Linked DNA regions of Homo sapiens: region 2 is linked to region 1. Evidence: chromatin loops called from intact Hi-C (ENCODE). Cell type or tissue: heart right ventricle. All regions are shown on one strand. Links, peaks and the distances in the headings refer to the core of each region. The heading gives the core; the rest is flanking DNA. Region 1 has its middle 52 kb from the start of DAPK1. Region 2 overlaps DAPK1 (death associated protein kinase 1).

Region 1 (2,813 bases), core at 271-2,770:
CTGACCAACATGGAGAAACCCTGTCTCTACTAAAAATACAAAATTAGCCGGGTGTGGTGGCCCATGCCTGTAATCCCAACTACTCGGGAGGCTGAGGCAGGAGAATTGCTTGAACCCGGGAGGTGGAGGTTGCAGAGAGCCAAGATCACACCATTGTACTTCAGCCTGGACAACAAGAGCAAAACTTGGTCTCAAAAAAAAAAAAATTAACAATCACACAGCCCAAATTCCTTTTCCTTTGTGTTATCACAATTTATTACCCTTTGTTAAAATGTCATAACCACTTCTTTGGGGGATTTTTATTTCTTTTCTGTAAAGCCTGCCCTCCTCCATGTGCATGAAAAATAAACCTTTCCTCTTGTTTATTGGTCTTTGTCAGTTTAATATAAAGGACCCAGCGACAAACTTGAGGGTAGAGGGAAAGTTTTTTTCTTTCCTGCACAAGATAGCCACCCAAGTTAGAATTAGGGTTCAAGGAAAAATCTGATTCAGCAAAGTACAGAATCCCCTCAGGCAGCTCCAACAAACACCCCCATTATCAGAGGAGGAGCTCCTCAGTTACACAGCTCTGTGATTCAGTTACTGATGCAGAATTCCAGAATTCCATCTTCTAGCAGGCATGGCTTCCCTGGTCAGGCAAATGGTGGTTGTTGGGGGGAGGCATTCTCAAACTAACTCTCCATTTTTTATTTTTGGGACTAGTCTGAAGCATTAAAACAAAAACTATTCCACATTAATCAGAAATGTCCAAAAACTGTAGTCTCAACACTGAATGCCCATCAGGATGAACTGGGGTGCTTTTTCAAAATGCATATGATTACAATACAACCTTGGAGATTATAATGGAGTCCAGATATATGAATAGCCATGTGCCATATAATGACATTTTGAGCAGTGATAGACTGCATATATGATGGTAGTCCTATAAAATTATAATGGGGCTGCCCTATAATTTTTTTGGTCTTTTATACCATATTTTTACTGTTCCTTTTCTCTGTTTATGTATGTTTAGCCACACAAATACTTACTATTGTGTCACAATTGCCTACAATGTTCAATATAGTCCCATGTTACACAGGTTTGTAATGCAGGTGTGTAGCAGGCTATACCATCTAGGTTTGTGTAAGTACATTCCATGATGTTCACACAATGACAAAATTGCCTAACGACGCATTTCTCAGAACCTATGTTTGTCATTAAGCCACATGTGACGGTATTTTGGAAAGAGGTATGTTTTGATTCTCAAGTAAAGCCAGGGTTAAAACTCACTGACTTGGAAACTGGAGCAGCTTGAAGACTGGAGGTGAGGAGGCTCTGTTAGATCCAGCTCTGAAAAATCAATGGAGAGCCGAGGGGAGGCCAGCAAGTCTGTGGGACCCTGGGGAGGAGGTGACATCCAGTGTGGCCTTCCATGTGCAAAGTGTAGTTGCCTCATAATGTCTCTTCTCCTTCAGATTACCGCAAATACCTGAAATTATGCTATTAAAAGTTCATCCATACAGTAACCCTTTCATAACAAATATTAAACCCTCATAGACTCTAACATGTTAGCTTCTTCCCACTCCTCCACCAAAAAAAATTTAAGAGCTGGGAATCATAGACAGGCCAGGAAACTTCTGATAATAGAGCAGGGAGAGACATGAAAGACTGCAGGGGGGTGGGATGGTCTGTGGCAGAGACCACCAGCTGCCTCTGCAATATTCATTTTCCCTTCTTCCTCCCTAACGAACTGAATGACACCTCAGGCAGCCACAGCCTCGTTAAGACTACATTTCCCAGAAGGCCATGCTCCTCAGGGTGGCCAATGAGATGTCAATAGAAGTGTTGTTTCCACGCTACTTCCTTAAAGGGGACTGACAGTTGAGAAGGGTACTCCTCTGCTCTTCCACTTTCCCTTCTAGATTCCACAGGGAAATTCGGAGTTAGTGGGTCAAGCACCAGATGCCATCTGCAACCATGAGAAGACTGTAGGAAGGTTGTGGAAGAGAAGGAATAACGAAGCCCAGCTTGCTGATCAGAACTTCAGCTGCCTGATCTCAGCCCTAGGCTCTCTGCCTCCAGATCTTTCCTATACCAAAGGAAAAACAACCTCTATTTTGTTTAAATTGCATAATGGGGTTTCCAGCTATGTGCAACCAAGATTAATTCTGGAGGAAGAATCTGGAGTATAGCCCTATGCCCAAAGAGGTCATTTTCAGGAGAGACTCTCAAGAGGAAGGCTCTGAAATGTCTTTATCTGTGATATGGTTTGGCTGTGTCCCCACCCAAATCTCATCTTGAATTGTAACTCCCACAATTCCCACCTGTCATGAAAGGAACCCGGTGGGAGATGATTGAATTATGGGGGGAGGTCTTTCCTGCGCTGTTCTCGTGATAGTGAATGAGTCTCAGGAGATATGATGGTTTTAAAAAGAGGAGTTCCCCTTCCCAAGTCTCTCTCTTCACCTGCTGCCATTCACTTAAGATGTGACTTGCTCCTCCTTGCCTTCCGCCATGATTGTAAGGCCTCCCCAGCCATGTGGAACTGTAAGTCCATTAAACCTCTTTCTTTTGTAAATTGCCTGGTCTCGGGCATGTCTTTACAAGCAGTGTGAAAACGGACTAATACAATGTGTTAAAAAACAAAAAAATTAAAACTGCAGTCAAGTGGCAAATGAAAGAAGCACTTGGCTTCTCTTGTGGCATATCTGACCACAGCATAGAACAAGCACCCATACAATGCCTCCGTTTGCAGAGTCAGTCCCAAAAGTGTCATCTCAGCATGCTTCATGCACTTTACCAGCTCTTCTCTCAGCTACCTGGCCCCCATCTCA
Region 2 (2,813 bases), core at 265-2,764, 59 kb after region 1:
GTCCTCCCACCTTGGCCTTCCAAAGCTCTGAGATTATAGGGCAGAGACACTGTGCCTGGCCTCTAATATATCATTTTTATTATTTTTAATAACCTGTTTTCTCCATCACAGCATTTACCACATTGCATAGTAACTGCTTATTTGATGATCTGCTTTCTCCATGGGGCCATTACCTTGGACTTGCTCCTCACTTTTTATTTCTAATGCCCAGGTTGATGCATGGCACTTAGAAGGCGCTCAGTAAATGCATGCTGTTAGACTAGACTGAGTGGATCAATATATGTAAAGCAACTTGAAAGAATATGTATGTATTAGGGCCTCAACAAATGATGGCTTGTGGTGAAGATGAACACTTAGGATATAATGGCTGCCGCTCATCAAAATAAAAACTGCTCTTGTTTTTGCATTCTTTGTGGCTGAACAGTAATGAGCACAGCAGCCAAAATTTTCAAGCACAAGATCAGTTTTAAACAAAACAAATGAAGTGGAGCATTAAATATTTTACATTGGTTTGGATGGTCATTGGAAGCTAATAATTCAAGTTTAAAACATTCCCCTTTCGGCATAAAATCCATAGGCATTTTAATTGAAGTAAGAAATTGTCATAAGCCCTGGCAGTCCAAGTGCTTCTCTAGACCGGTTTACTGTGGATTGCAGGAGTCAGTCCTATGAATAATGGCAACCCTGTGTGGCTCATAGAAGGGGAGAGACTTTCTGGCATGTTTTTTCTTCAGAAATGGGAACCGCAGGCCACCGGTGGGTTTCTGCATCCTTATAGGACTGTGCTGAATGTGACATTTTTCCTCTTAGCATTTTTGACTCAGAATGCTCTCAGATGTTTCCTCTGATAGGAAAGGGTCCAAAGTTTTAAGAGAGATAAAGTTCAGCTACATAGATTAAAGGCAACGGTTAGTGATTTTAAAAGTGTGTACATTTTAGGAAGGTCTAATAATAATTTTCCAGGATGTGAAGGGAAAGCATGATGGTGTTAGTAAGTGGCAGTTTGGTTGAATGCTTGCTTGCTGGCACTGGGAGTGTGTTGCTGGATTACTAGGGCAGGCATCAAATTTAGGTTCAAGGGGGCCAGGAACAGAGTAGGTGGAGGTGCTTATTGGTCGGGAAGCCAGGGAACATGGAAGCTCACTTCTTGGTCCCCCATGCTCTTTTACCCTCAGCTTGTGTCTCCCCGGCCAATGAGGAAACTGAAGGCCCCATATCATTGGTATATGCCTCTGCAAAGCCATGAAAAACTCATAAGAAACCTACAGAGATGGATGTCCAGATAAATTCCAGTGCACTCATCCCTCGGTATCCATGGCGGATTAGTTCCAGGACCTCTGGGGACACCAGAATCCACAAATGCTGAAGTCCCTTATATAAAATGGCATAGTATTTGCATATAACTGATGTAATCTTCCCATATATCTTAAATCATCTCTAGATTACTTACAATACTTAGTACAATGTAAATGCTAACTAAATAGTAGCATTATAATGTTTAGGGAATAATAACCAGAAAAAAAAGTCTGTATATGTTCAGTACAGATGCAGTTTTTTCCTGAATATTTTTGGTACAAGGTTGGTTGAATCCATGGATGCAGAACCCACAGATCCAGAGGGCTGACTGTAGTTGTATACAGGTGTTATATCAGGAGAGGCAACATTGGCTCTTCCACCTTGTTCTCTTCCCTCCTAGCAGAGTTGTAATCCAGACCACTTCTTTCCAGATGATTAGGGGTGAGGGGCTGAGCTGCTGGATATCTGATATCTGGGAGTGGCATGGTCAAGGTCACATTGCCTGACTCAGCAGGGAAATGTGTTAGGAACTTTCATCCTTCATTCTAGCCAACTGCCATGAGTACCTAACATTTTGTATAAATTAAGTGAATATTATTTTAGTAGAAATTTATTTCTGATTATGAGACAAAGGAAGCCACTCTTCTGACAAGAGGGGAGTGGTTTCCATTGGGGAAGAGTACCCCAGAGAGCTCAGGGACTTTGTTTGTTTGTGTCTTTTTGTTTGTTTGATTTTGTTTTGTTTTTTTGAGACGGAGTCTCACTCTGTTGCCCAGGCTAGAGTGTAGTGGCGTGATCTCGGCTCACTGCAACCTCCGCCCTCTGGGTTCAAGTGATTCTCCTGCCTCAGCCTCCCAAGTAGCTGGGATTACAGGCGCCTGCCACCGTGCCTGGCTTATTTTTTGTATTTTTAGTAGAGACGGGGTTTCACCATCTTGGCCAGGCTGGTCTTGAACTCCTGACCTCGTGAGTCACCCTCCTCGGCCTCCCGAAGTGCTGGGATTACAGGCATGAATCACTGTGCCTGGCCTTTTGCATTTTTGGAGACGAAGTCTTGCTCTGTTGCCCAGGCTAGAGTGCAGTGGGGCGATCTTGGCTCACTGCAACCTCTGCCTCCCCAGTTCAAGTGATTCTCTGTCTCAGCCTCCAAATAGCTGGAATTATAGGCATGCATCACCATACCTGGCTAATTTTTTTATTTTTAGTAGAGGTGGGGTTTCGCCATGTTGGCTAGGCTGGTCTTGAACTCCTGACCTCAAGTGATCCGCCCGTCTCGGCCTCCCAAAGTGCTGGGATTATAAGCGTCAGCCTCTCGCTGTGCCTGGCCGGGACTTTGACCTGGAAGAAGGCTGAGTGACCAGCATTGCCTCCCTTCACATTTTATCCACCTGTGTTTAGACAGGTCAAGTGGCTTTCTCCAGGCAGCTGATTAAAAGGTGGCAAGACATGGACCCAGAACCCAGGGCCAGGCCTATTTCATTATCTGTGCTATTTAGGATTTGGCAGTTTTCCATCTT

What was found. Hi-C counts contacts between places; a loop is a spot of excess contacts. Peaks named below come from ENCODE experiments on the same cell type or tissue, not always from the same donor. Only the 100,000 strongest peaks of a DNase experiment are listed, where the experiment ranks them.
Region 2: a loop joins it to region 1, with 3 times the contacts of the local background. A loop is called at or near these places in 3 of 110 quality-filtered maps.

The regions. Positions count from the first base shown.
Region 1 is chr9:87,444,039-87,446,851 of GRCh38, forward strand. No RefSeq gene overlaps it. Among named protein-coding and RNA genes, the nearest start is that of DAPK1, 52 kb to the right of the region's middle. In heart right ventricle, for the core only: no CTCF peak of the experiment used is centred there; a DNase peak (open chromatin) is centred at 1,783.
Region 2 is chr9:87,503,369-87,506,181 of GRCh38, forward strand. The region is part of intron 2 of DAPK1 (death associated protein kinase 1); the gene reads left to right. Among named protein-coding and RNA genes, the nearest start is that of DAPK1, 6.9 kb to the left of the region's middle. In heart right ventricle, for the core only: no CTCF peak of the experiment used is centred there; no DNase peak of the experiment used is centred there.